Linked DNA regions of Homo sapiens: regions 1 and 2 are each linked to region 3. The links are chromatin loops, found by intact Hi-C in ENCODE. Cell type or tissue: heart right ventricle. All regions are shown on one strand. Links, peaks and the distances in the headings refer to the core of each region. The heading gives the core; the rest is flanking DNA.

Region 1 (8,370 bases), core at 3,492-5,991, 180 kb before region 3:
CCTCATTTGCATAATCCCCACAATCCAATGCAGACCCAGCTTCCCTTTGTGATATTAATTAAGAGGAGGAAAATGTCCTGGACAAGAACTGGCTCCCGTTTTTCAACCATTGTCCCTTCATGCCACTCCCCACTGCTTCATCCCTCCCAAATGTGTCATGGGTATGGTGCAGAATCGGAATTCAGAAACAAAAGGTTTGACCCGCTACCCATGTGCCCCCCATTCCTGTGTCCCCCAGGGGCTGCCTGGGCCCCTGAAGCCAATGGAAGAAGGCCTGCCCCTGCTCAGAGGCCATGGACCGATGGGTGCTGAATGCTCAAATGTGTGATAAAATAGGCCATTTGCATTTAAATATTAACCCTAGAGGAAAATAATAGACTATTAGTTAATAAACGGAATTGACAAGCTGGCTGCATTCCAATTCCACCTCAGACAGTTGCAGTGCTCAGCTCGGCCCAGCTGTTGAGATGGTCCTAGAAAAACGGAAACCACCCGCCTTATCTCCTTGGACTCCCCTTGGGCTCCTTGTCCCAGACTTCCCAGTTGGAAATCTTAGGCCAACTGCCAATTCCACTCCATGAGCTGGAGAACATCTCACCATCATTGCCCACTAACTTGCTGTGTGACCTTGAGTTGGTTACTTTCCTTCTCTGAGACCTAGTTTCTTCATTTATAAAATGAGAGGGATGGAGAAGTTGATTCCAGGCTGGCTCTTCCAAATCTAAAGATTCTAGCGTTCTGGCCGTGTATGGTGGCTCATGTCTGTAATCCCAGCACTTTGAGGGGCTCAGGTGGGTGGATCATCTGAGGTCAGGAGTTCAAGACCAGCCTGGCCAACATGGTCAAACCCTGTCTCTACTAAAAATACCAAATTTAGCTGGGCATGGTGGCAGGCACCTGTAATCCCAGCTACTTGGGAGGCTGAGGCAGGAGAATCGCTTGAACACAGGAGGCAGAGGTCGCAGTGAGCCAAGATCACGCCACTGCACTCCAGCCTAGGTGACAAGACTGAAACTCCTTTAAAAAAAAAAAAATAGATGATAGCATTCTGTCATCATCAATATCAAGAACATGGGTTGAAAACTGACTATAGGCACAGTTCACCTCAACATTTTGAGGCCTATTTCCTGGGAACAGAGTCTATCCAAGGAACATCTGTGAAGGCTGAGAAGTTTAGGCTCACTACCCTCAAAGCTCCTTCTCCTTCCTTTATCTCAGTTCCCCTCCTGGACCCCAAATGCCTGTTCCCATCTGAATGCAGAGATAGAAAAGCACTGGGACATCTGAGTTCTACTCCTGACACTGCTCCAACCCACCATGAGACCCTGGCCAGGGCTCTACCCTCTCTTAGGAGACCCAAAGTCAGCAGGGCTTTGGACTGGCCAGGGGCCCAGGTGGTACTCCACCCACACTGGGCTGAGGTGCTGACTGGGCCAATCCCAGTCTCTCCTGAATGGCACAGAAAGAGTCAGGCAGACGAGGTGGGTACTGAGAGGGAGCAACCTGCCAAGAGAAGGAAGGTACAGAGTCTTTGTCAAGCATCCTAAGAGAATTTGGGGCAGTGAATAAGATGATGTTTGTAAAATGCTCAGCACTGCCCCTGGCACCAACTCGTTTTGTTTTGTTTTTGTTTGTTTGTTTGTTTTGAGACAGGGTCTTGCTCTGTTGCTCAGGCTGGAGTGTAGTGGTGCAATCATAACTCACTGCAGCCTCAACCTCCTGGGCTCAAGGGATTCTCTCACCTCACCCTCCCAAGTAGCTAGAACTACAGGTGTGCACTACCACGCCCCACTAATTTTTTTATTTTTATTTTTGTAGAGACAGGATCTTGCTATGTTGCCCAGGCTCATTTTGAACTCCCGGCCTCAAGTGATCCTCCCACCTTGGCCTCCCAAAGTGCTGGGATTACAGGTGTGAGCCACCACGCCCAGCCAGTAATTGTTATTATTATCATTATCTCAGTAGCTACAGATGCCTTTGATTCTCAATAACTACAAGTCCTATTCAGGCCCCCTAAGGCTTTTGCTGGGTTCCAATAAGTCCTGATCACAAAGTAGAGATTCCTGGGTTTTGATTGCCTTATGTGTCCTTCCAAAAACTCCTTAGTCAATTTCTTGCAATCCAGAGAATCATCATGGCTCACATGTCACTACCTCCTAGAAGCCTGCCTGCTTATCATCATGTCCTCTCCTCTCTGTCTGTCCAACCAACCAACCATCCATCCATCCATCCACGCGTCCATTTGGCAAACACTTCCAGAACGTCTTCTTTGCCTGGTCCTCTTTAAATGTGAATCAGCTAAAACCTTTCCAGAGAGCTTAGCTACACCCACACCCAGTTCCATGACTTTTTTCTTCTCACGTCCAGGGTCCTTAAAAAATGGGACCTGTGCCTTACCCTTCTGTATGTGTCCCCAACCCCAGTGCCCAGCCTAGTCTGGATCTTTTCTGTGATTGTACCCGGATAGGGGACAGCTGTCCTGGCCTTCAGAGCCTCCACACCCAGCTCACTCGCCCAGCTCCCCCACCCTGCTGCACCTCTGTTACCAGGAACCCATCAAAACAGCATTATCAAACTCCAGGAGAGACGCAGATTGGGAAACGGTCGGCCAGGGGAATAGCCATAAAATTCTGTGTGCTCCTGTGGGGCGCAAAGATCAAAGTATCCCATATCAGTCTCAGTATACAACCGTAACAACATAACAACCTTTTACCTGGATACGGCACTCCACAGTTGACAGAGGTGTTTCCCATCTCCTGGCTTCTTTCATCTTCCAACAGGGCCCCTGGCCACAAGGAAACTGAGGTTCAAGAAGTTACACAACCACCCAAAGCCACACAGAAAGTAAAGGGCTGAGTTGGGATTTCAACTCGTTTCTCCTGACATTAAATCCAGTGCCTTTGCAACCATATCATAGCTACAAGCTTCGGAAAGGCCTTAATCTGGGGAATTGGGAGACCTGGCTCCCAGCCCAGCATTCAGGAGTCTGTTGAGCGACCTTAGCTAAGTCACTTCCTCTCCTGCCTGCAGTTTCCTCCACTGTAAAGTGAAAGGGCTGCCAGGCTCACAAGGTTGTTGCAAGGATTAAAGCAGATGATGGGTGGGAACAGACTGTGGAAACAGGCTACCCACTGAAGCTAGACACCCACCCACCCACCAGGAGCCTCACCTACAAGCTAGACAAGCCAGGCCCTCCCAGCTCCCAGGAGGAAGTGAGTCTTTGGCTCCACGTGGTAATGGAGCTACTGGGAGCTACATGGCTCACAGCTACTGGGTAGCATTTTACCACTTATTTCCTATGCCAAGAAGGTTCTTTGTACTGGTGGGAGAGAAGTTTCCATTCATTCTAGCAAGCAATTAGTCAGTGCCCATGTGTCAGGCCCTTTGCTGGACTTGGATTCAGGGGTGAACAGAATGTAGTCTGCCCTAGGGCAGCTTCACGTATGGATGGGGCATGAACTCGCAGGGAAAGGAAATTGACATTTCACAGGTATTCTCTAATGCCAGGTATTTTCTGTTTGTCGTTGCATGCTATGCTCATCACGAACCTATAAGGATCTGGTCCACTTGACAAATAAGGAAATTTGAGGGCTGGGTGCAGTGGCTCATGCCTGTAATTCCAGCATTTTTGGAGGCTGAGGTGGGAGGATCGCTTGAGCCCTGAAGTTTGAGGCTGCAATGAGCTATGATCACGCCTCTGTACTCCAGCTTATGCAACAGAGTGAGACCTATCTCTAAAATAAAAAAAAAGAGAGAAAAAAACTGAGGCTTAACGAGGTTGAGTATTCTCCCTGCTCAAGATCATGCATGATTCTAACACATCCCTTCCCTAACTCCAAAGGCCACACTCTTTCTGCTCCTCAAGGCTACTTTGCAAGAACATAGGATGAAGGAAATTGAGGTGTGTGTCATCAGCAGGCTGGGGAGGTTTCCAGAAGGGGCATGGGTCTATGGAAGGATTCCTGAGGAGCTGGTCTGTGATGAGGTCTTTGGAGGATAAGCAGAATTCTGGAAGACAGGATGGGGAGAAATGTGGTCTAGCGTGAAGCTGAGCATGAGGAAAGAGTGGAGGTGAGAAAATGGAGGAGTTCCTGGAGACCTGAGGACAATGGTTTGGCTGGGGCAGAGGGTACCTGGAGGTGAACAGTGAGACAAGACTGGGAAGGTGGGCTGGGTCCCGTCCTTGAAGGGCCTCAAATGCCAGGCTAGGGAGTTTATATTTATTGCAGGGGGGAGTAGGGGGGCATTCAAGACTTGTGAGCAGGAAAGTGGCTCCAACAAAGGGGCTTAAGGGTTAAGAGCAGAGAACCAGAGAAACAGGATGAGATTTAATAAGATTCATCCTTGTACTTTGCACTTAATTTCCCTCTGACATTAAATAATTTAAAACACTGAACATGTACTGTGGACAAGGCCCCGTGCTTGTCCACATGGATTATCTCATTTCAGCCTCACAGCTCTAGGGGATAGGCACTATTATTAGTCCATGTTACAGATCAGGAGACTGAGACAGAAAAGTAGACTGGCCTGAGGACTCCGTGCTTATAAGAGGTGGTGCTGGATTTGCACCCAGGCAGTCCTCTCCCCAAGCTACGACCCTTTAGAATGACAGCAGGAGGGAAGCCCTTCTCCAGAATGAAAACTCAGATGACCCCTTCCCCAGAAGGCTGGTCATGAAGTGGGGTGCAGGGCCAGGGGTCAAAAGTGGAAACCCAGGACCCCTGCACCTCTTGCCTCTGGCCACCTCCCTGATGGTTCTCCTAGAGGGTGAATTCACTTCCAGGACCACCAGGTGGCAGTCAAGAGACTGGCTAATTGGAGCTGCAGCCCAGCCCAGCCTCCTCCAGCTCTGAGTCACAAAGACCCAGGGCTGACAGTGAGGAGTCAAGCAAAGGGTGGCTTTCAGGGAACTCTCCCCTCCTGGTTGCTTCTCTCCATTCTCCCTGCAGCCTCTGTGCTCAGAGGGGCATCCAAAGTGGAGCTGGGTTCGCAGGTACCTCCAGGAGAAGTGGGAAAGCAGGAGAGTTTCTGGTTTCACGGCCCATCACCCCCCTGGAATAGTATGCAGTGGTTAGCAATGATGTTTCCAGAGGGTTTTTAACAACCCAAGGGAATGCTCACTCCATGGTGCTGGGTGGGAAAAAATAGGACACAGCACCATACAGACAGCAAGATTATAGTTACATGCAAAATACTTGTGCCTTAAAAAAAAAGTACCTGGATGGAAACAGATCAAAATATTAGTAGTGGCTCTCAGGCTGTGGAGATTAGAGGTGGTTTTTGTTTTCTTTCTTATCTCTTCTATATCTTCTTTATTTTTAACAATAAGTATGTGTTTCTTTTATCATAAGGTAGAAAGAAAAGATTTCTTGAAAGTGGGAAGAAAGAGGATTAGCTATCAAGGCATTTTTTTATCTTTTAAATGTAACCTCCTCCAGGAAGCTTTCTCCCCTTCTCTAAGCAGAAGTAGTGACTCCCTCCTCTGTGCCCGCAGAAGGTTTGGACAACCTCTATTAAACAGCACTTTGAGTTCCTTAGGATAACTATTGCCGTCAGTGTCTATATCTGTGCTATCCAATAATGGTAGCCACTAGCCACCAGCCACACGTGTCTATTGAATACTTGAAATGTAGCTAGTGCAAGTTGAGCTATGCTGAAATATAAAATGCATGCTACATTGCAAAGGCTTCGTGTGAAAAAAGAATGTAAAATGGTTCATTCATTACATGCTGAAATGATAATATTTTGGATATATTGGGTTAATAAATATATTAAAATTAACTCCATCTATTTCTTTTTCTTTTTTTTAAATATGCCTACTAGAAATGGTTTAATTATATGTGGGGCTTAGATCATATTTCTATTGGACAGTGCTGGTTCATGAGCTTCATGAGGGTAGATCTGGGGCTCTCAACTCAGGCCCAGAAAGGGGAAGAGCCCTGTCTGAGGTCACACAGCCAACTGGTGACAGAACTAGAATTTGAGCCATGTCTCTGTACATTTATGCAGCCAATAGACACAGGAAAAAATGCTCATCATCACTGGCCATCAGAGAAATGCAAATCAAAACCACAATGAGATACCATCTATACCAGTTAGAATGGTGATCATTAAAAAGTCAGGAAACAACAGATGCTGGAGAGGATGTGGAGAAATAGGAACACTTTTACACCGTTGGTGGGACTGAAAACTAGTTCAACCATTGTGGAAGACAGTGTGGCGATTCCTCAAGGATCTAGAACTAGAAATACCATTTGACCCAGCGATCCCATTACTGGGTATATACCCAAAGGATTATAAATCGTGCTGCTATAAAGACACATGCACACATATGTTTATTGAGGCCCTATTCACAATAGCAAAGACTTGGAACCAACCCAAATGTCCATCAATGATAGACTGGATTAAGAAAATGTGGCACATAAACACCATGGAATACTATGCAGCCTTAAAAAAGGATGAGTTCATGTCCTTTATAGGGCCATGGATGAAGCTGGAAACCATCATTCTGAGCAAACTATCACAAGGGCAGAAAACCAAACACCGCATGTTCTCACTCATAGGTGGGAATGGAACAATGAGAACACTTGGACACAGGTGGGGAACATCACACGTCAGGGCCTGTTGTGGGGTGGGGGCAGTGGGGAGGGATAGCATTAGGAGAAATACCTAATGTAAATGACGAGTTAATGGGTGCAGCACACCAGCATGGCACATGTATACATATGTAACAAACCTGCACGTTGTGCACATGTATCCTAGAACTTAAAGCATAATAAAAAATATATATAGTAAAAAAAAAGAAATTCCCCCTGGCCTGGCACTGGCTGTAGGGATGGTTTGACCCACAAATGGCCATGTGACCCCATCAATCCTGCATCAGTCAGCAAAGCCACTGGGATGGGAGTCAGAGACTTGGGTACACCGAGAGGGGATGTCTATTCTATGTTTTCTCTGGGCTCTGCCACTCAGTGTAACATGTTTCCCCCCTTCAAGAGCCCCACTACCTTTCCCCTCAGGAAGAAGGAGCCTCAGGGAAAGCAAAGGGAGCCTAGAGCTCATTGGCATCCTCTGGTATGGCTGAGATCCTCACCAAGGTCCTGTTGCCCCCACTGAATCCACGACAAAGAGAGGGCTGAAAGTGGCCTCAGAGAAACCACCTTGGCCAATGCCCTCATTTGGCATTTGTGGCAAGTGGGGCCCAGAGACGGTGAGTACCCTGCCCAAGGTCACACAGTAAGTTAAGGGAGGGCTAGGGAGTTAAGGGAGTCAAGTTAAGGGAAGCAAGTTAAGAGAGCCCCTGGTGTCTCCATCTAGGGGCTCTAGAGGCCAGCCCAGCCCCACAGACCGGGAGGATGGTGGCATGGGTTAACACATGGGGTCCCCCAGGCCCTGCTCAGCCAAGTTCATGCTATTTCCTCTACCTCCAATCTATCCAGTCTCAACTTATAATCCTCCATGACTCCCCCATTGAGGTTAAACTACAATCCATATTCTCCCTCCCTGATGTAACCTCCTCCACGCTCCAGTTGATTGCCGTACTTCAGCTCCTATTCCCAGAGGGTACCCAGTGTGTTCCCACCTCAGGGCCTTTGCCTCTGCAGTTTCTTCCACCTGGAGCTCTCTTCCCACATGTTGGCATGGTAGACTCCTCGCTGTCCAGCTTTTAGCTGCCATGTTGCCTAAGAGGCCTTCCCTGATTCCCCTGGCCAGAGCAGCCCCCTGCCCTCCGTCAATCACTGCCCCATCACCCTGGTCATTATCTTTCTCGCACTTACCATTATCGTTATTAGCTTGTCCCTATATAGGTCTCTCTGCAGCAGAATATAGGCTCCCAGAGAGCAGGGCCTTGTCTGGCAGGTCCACAGCTGCGTCCCTGCCTCCTCAGTGCCTGGTATGCAGGAGGTGCCCAACTAATGTTTGTCAATCAACTCTGATTGAAAGAGACCTAGACAAGACAGGTCACTGAAGCCTCACTCCAGCTGCACCAAAAACAAACAAAAAACCCCAAACCTTCCACATGTCTTTGGGCAAGTGGCCCCTCTTTGGGCCCCAATTTCCCCGTCTGAAAAATGGCGTTCCCTGGCTGCCGGGCTGGCTCGCAGGATAGGCTGGTTGAATTAGCATGAGTCGAGTTGATGGGTGTGAACGCTGCTTTGTAAACTGTTAAAGCGTGATTGCAAATTCGAGTAGCTGTTGTCATTAGACAAATGAAGCTTAAACCGCCTCCTCCTCTGCTGAGGAGGGGATTGGGTCAGATGCTCCCTGGGGCCTCCTGCCCTGGCAGTGTACAGTATAGTTTTGCATCCAGGCACTGCCCTCATGGAGCTCACAGTCGGCTGGAGTTGTAGAGATAACGTGCAAATCAGA
Region 2 (2,500 bases), core at 1-2,500, 81 kb before region 3:
GTCACAGCCACATCCATGCCCTCCAGATGCTCCCAGTAAAGGGAAGATGCCACCAACAGACCCTTACACAGTGGCAGTGCCCTACAATGGTGGAGGGCTCTACAGAATTCCCGGACAGCACAGAGGAGGGAGTGACTTTGCAGGGAGAGGTGGAACATTTGAGCTGGTTCTCAAAAGGTGAATGGTTCTCAAAGAGGACAGTGGGGCAAAAGTATTCTAGCCAAAGGCCAGGGGCATAAAAGAAAAGCAAATTCTGGCCAGGCACAGTGGCTCATGACTGTAATCCCAGCACTTTAGGAGGCCGAGGCAGGCGGATTAGCTGAGGTCAGGAGTTTGATACCAGCCTGGCCAACATGGTGAAACCCTGTCTCTACTAAAAATGCAAAAATTAGCTGGGCATGGTGGCGTATGCCTGTGGTCCCAGCCACTTGGGAGGCTGAGGCAGGAGAATTGCTTGAGCCTGGGAGACGGAGGTTGCAGTGAGCCGAGATGGTGCCACTGCACTCCAGCCTGGCCGGCAGAGCAAGACTGTCACAAAAAAAAAAGAAAAAGAAAAAGAAAAGAAAAGCAAATTCCAGGAAAGGTGAGCAGTTCAGGCAGGAGGGGTATCACTGGGCCCATTGTGGATGAGGGGACTGAGGTTCCCCAAACCTGAATGCGGTGCTGCACCCACCCCATTTCTCAGCTCCTGCAGGAAACCATGACTGTGCTCACTCTCCTTTGAATCCCAGGACCTCAGCCAGTGCCTGGCACAGAGCAAGGGTTGGGGACATATCTGCTGAGTAAATAAAATGTCCCAATGATGGCAAGTGAGAGGCCCACAAGCTACCTGTCTCCCTTCCCGGGCACAGGGCAGACATACCAAATTAACCACGGCCCTCTTCCACCCAGTCCAGAAGGGGCCCGAGGCCAACTCCTGGGAGCTGGTGAGTGTGGTGAAACTGACGTGTCACCGCAGAGTCAAGTCCAATGCTCACATTTTGCAGATGAGAACATCCAAATAGTATGCTTCTGAATGGGGAGGAAGAGATAATAAGATTAATAGCTTAACATTTACTGAGTGATATTTATATACCAGGCACAGTTCTAAGCTCTTAATGTATATTTAATTCCCGTAACACCCTTATGACACGGGTATTAATCTTCATCTTCTCATTTTACAACGAGAAAAGCTGAGGCACAAAGCAGTTAAGTAACTTACCCAACACCACACATCAGTACGGGATGTGCAGGGCCAAGATTCAAACCCAAGGAACCTCACTCCAGAGTCATGCTCTCAACCACTATGCCATATGTCCTGTCCTCCATCGTCATGGGACCTCGTGGCCCCCAGAGCTGGCCACCCTGCGGGCTGCTGGGCATCCTGCCTTGCTATAAGGCCTTGGCTTCTCCCACTCCAGTGGAGAACAGACAGCTGAGTCAGAGCTGGTGGGGCCGGGCCAGGCCTGGGATCCATCTGCCTTTCAGCAGCCTCTGGGCCCATTTCCTCGGGCCCAGACAGCTTCCCGGCGGTGCCTCTGCAGGCCCTTTTAAGTCCCCTGGCACCCTCAGCCCCACTTCCTGTGACCCCTGGCCCTGGCCTGACCCACTCCGCTCAGTTTCCCAAGATGAGTTGCAGAAGCTGCAGGGTCTGTGCAGAGAAGGGAAAATTAACGAGCTGCTCCCCGGCAATTGGCAGTTTCCAGGCACCAGCTGGCCTGGAGTATTTACTCGGCACCCTCAGAGCAAGACAATTAAGTGGAGCTTAGGTTGGGGTGCAGAGATGTCTACAGATCAGACAGAAACCTTCCTAAGATGTTTTTCCAAGAGATCAGTGCCTAAGAACAAGTTTCCAGGGAAATACAGTCTTTATTCATCCTTATTAGTATCTGATATATTAATATACATAACGTATATGTTATATACATACTCATTTAATTATTTAGCATTCACTGTGTGCCAGGATCCTTGTTGAATCCTCACCATCTCTCTGCAAGGTAGACATCATTATCCCCATTTTACAGATGAGGAAACTGACTCCCAGCAAGGTTAGGAGGCATCTGCCAGGTCACACAGGAGAGCCAGGATTTGAACCCAGGACTGTCTAACTCTAAGCTTCTGCTTCTTGCATAGAACAGACCTCCCTCTTGGTCTCTGGTTGATTGTATGTAGCACTGTATTAGGCACCAAGACTGCGCGAGGAGCAAGAGAAAACCCAGTGTGTGCTGTGGACTTATGTGGTGCTCCACAGCAGGCACAGAGAAGAATAAGAGCATGAGACCCCTTCCCTGCTCTGAGAAGTATCATTTTGAAGATATATGTTGGCCAATATGTGAGCCCAAGGTCTGGTCAGCTTGACTGGTTCTGAAGGTAGGGTAGGGCTTCACTTAGGAAACAAACCTTGTGCTGGGCTTTGAAGGTTGAATAGGAGTCTGCCTGGTGGAGATGGGTCAAAGGGCATTCCAGGTGGAGAATTCAGCATGGACATTATAGTGCTTTGCGTGCTAGGGAAGTGACCCGG
Region 3 (2,500 bases), core at 1-2,500:
AGCTCACTGCAACCTCCGTCTCCCGGGTTCAAGTGATTCTCCAGCCTCAGTCTCCCAAGTAGCTGGGATTACAGGCATGTGCCACCACGCTCGGCTAATTTTTTGTATTTTTAGTAGAGATGGGGTTTCACCATGTTGGTCAGGCTGTTCTCGAACTCCTGACCTCAGGTGATCCAGCCCTCGGCCTCACAAAGTGCTGGGATTACAGGCATGAGCCACTGCGCCTGGCCTCTATAATGGTTTTGATGATAACAGTGATGGTGGGAGCCAACATTTATTAAGTCTTTTTATGTGCTAGAGACTGTGCTAAAAAGCTTTACCTGTATTTTCCTTTTAAATCTCCAAAACCACCTTTTATGGTACCTACTTGCATTAACCCACTTTAGAGATGAGAAAACTGAGGCCTGGAAGGCTTAAGACATGCACCCAATGCCTCACTGGCCCTAAGCTACCAGGTAAGTGCTCAGACTAAGGACTAGTGGATTTCATACTGAATCTCTTCCCATCGTCCCTTGGTGCTTAATCACTGTTCAGATAAAGGTACCCCAGGGAGAGGAGAGACCGAAGGGAATTGGCGTCTCTCGGGCATCTCCAATGTGCCAGGCACTACCTGATCAAATTTTATCTTCACAACAGCCCTGAGAGCTTGGCATTTATTGTTCCATTTATTTGGAATAGAAAACAGGGGCTCAGGGAAGTGAAGGGTCTTTCCCAAGGTCACAGTGCAATCAAGTGAAAAAACAAGGATATGAAGCAGCTTCCAGCTGGGTACAGTGACTCATGTCTGTAATCCCAGCACTTTGGGAAGCTGAGACGGGTGGATCATTTGAGTCCAGGAGCTCCAGACCAGCCTGGGTAACATGATGAAACCCTGTCTCTACCAAAAATACAAAAATTAGCCGGGTGTGATGGTATGTGCCTGTAGTCCTAGCTACTAGGGAGGCTGAGGTGGGAGGATCGCTTGTGTCTGGGAGGTCGAGGCTGCAATGGGCCATAATCGCGCCACTGCACTCCAGCCTGGGTCACAGAGCAACACCCTGTCTCAAAAATATAGTCAGACAGAGAGAGACAAAAATGAAAAATGAAACAGCTTCCAATCCCTTGCCCAGCTTTAATGAAGGGAGCTGCTCAGGTTGGTTCCTCACTCTCATGAGGCACCTATGGAACCAGCAGCCGCCTCTCATCTCCCTCACATAATCAGGGGCTTAAAACCTCCAACATCTCTAAGTGGGCACCCACCCAGTTTACAGAATCTAACCTGTTTTCAAGTCTGAGCAGAGCCCATGTTGTACAGTGGCACTTAGTGTCCATGTCTGGTACTGCATCCCAGGTTTTGTAGATTTTTGAATACCAGTTTAATGTTCATTCATTATGTCAATAATTAGTGAACACTTACTGTGTGGCAAACCTGGGGGGATCCAGAGATGAGCAAGACATGGTCCCTGGCCTCAGGAAATCCACATCCTTAAAGAAGATGGACAGGTATATTAGGACAATAGGTGGGAGGGGAGACAATTTGGACCCACAACCCCTGGCTGGGACATCTGGGAAGTCTCCCCAGCAGAGGTGGCACTTGCGCTGAGTCTTGAACGATGAGTAGGACACTGCAAGACAAGTGAGGAAAGGGTATTTCAGACAGGGGCAACAGTGCTTGCAAAAACTCAAGAGTGTCCATGGAAGGTAGAGTTGCTAGATAAAATAGAAGACACATGATTACATTTGAATTTTTTAAAAATAAATGTTTTAGTACAAATATGTCCCAAATATTGCACGGGGCGTACTTATACCAAAATGTATTTGTTGTTCATCTGAAATTTAAATTTGACTGAGCAGCATCCTATATTTGTGTTTGCTAAATCTGGCAGCTCTACCAAGGAAGGGGGAAAGAGTTAGGGATGGCAGGAACCTAGGAAACATTAGGGATGTTGCAGGAGAGACTGCAAAATGGTGGGTCATGAAGGGTCTGGAATGCCAGGCTAAGGAGTCGGCCTTCACCCTGTGGGCACTGGAGAAGGACTTTGTGTGAGGGACCCCAAACTTGGTACAGGGGAACAAACACAAGCCCTCCCTCATGGGCTTAGAGTTAAGGGGGCGAGAGGAGCCTCAGCTGGAAGTTGAGGGGGCATAGCAGAAACCCCCTCCTGTGGCACCCACAGCAAGTGCTCTGGGACTGAGAAGGAAGAGGTGCATCTGGCTGGGATGTCAAGGAGGCTTCCTGGAGGAGGAGGCAGATGATCTGGCTTGGCAAAAGAGACTTCCTCTCTGCTGCTGCCCCACCCAGCTATCCCTGCCTCCCCCTGTTATGGGGGTGGTAGAGACACATCTTCAAGTCAGCCCCCTTCATATCCCCTACATCCCAAGCTTTTTCTCCTCTCCTTTCCTCTGAACCTGCTGCCCCTTCTGCCAGGCATGCACATCTTTGTCTGGGTGGTTCCTGTTTGTTCTTTGAGATCCCATTCCAGTGACCCCCACTCACGAGGGAGCTTTCCTGACTTCACCT

Evidence for each region. A loop is a pair of places that touch in the nucleus more often than their neighbours do. Peaks named below come from ENCODE experiments on the same cell type or tissue, not always from the same donor. Only the 100,000 strongest peaks of a DNase experiment are listed, where the experiment ranks them.
Region 1: it touches region 3 in a loop (15-fold over the local background); 76 of 110 quality-filtered maps call a loop at or near these places.
Region 2: it touches region 3 in a loop (2.0-fold over the local background); 5 of 110 quality-filtered maps call a loop at or near these places.

The regions. Positions count from the first base shown.
Region 1 is chr1:22,699,839-22,708,208 of GRCh38, forward strand. No RefSeq gene overlaps it. Among named protein-coding and RNA genes, the nearest start is that of EPHB2, 6.8 kb to the right of the region's middle. In heart right ventricle, for the core only: a CTCF peak has its summit at 4,794 (motif pointing right); a DNase peak (open chromatin) is centred at 4,823.
Region 2 is chr1:22,807,597-22,810,096 of GRCh38, forward strand. The region is part of intron 3 of EPHB2 (EPH receptor B2); the gene reads left to right. Among named protein-coding and RNA genes, the nearest start is that of MIR4253, 54 kb to the right of the region's middle. RefSeq lists an enhancer at 2,185-2,500. In heart right ventricle, for the core only: no CTCF peak of the experiment used is centred there; a DNase peak (open chromatin) is centred at 1,435; H3K27ac peaks cover 898 bases.
Region 3 is chr1:22,888,111-22,890,610 of GRCh38, forward strand. The region is part of intron 6 of EPHB2 (EPH receptor B2); the gene reads left to right. LOC124903874 (a long non-coding RNA gene) reads right to left here and starts at 1,450. Exons shown (of 3, transcript XR_007065534.1): 1 at 1,397-1,450. RefSeq lists a silencer at 1,402-1,607. In heart right ventricle, for the core only: a CTCF peak has its summit at 1,302; no DNase peak of the experiment used is centred there; H3K27me3 peaks cover 1,399 bases.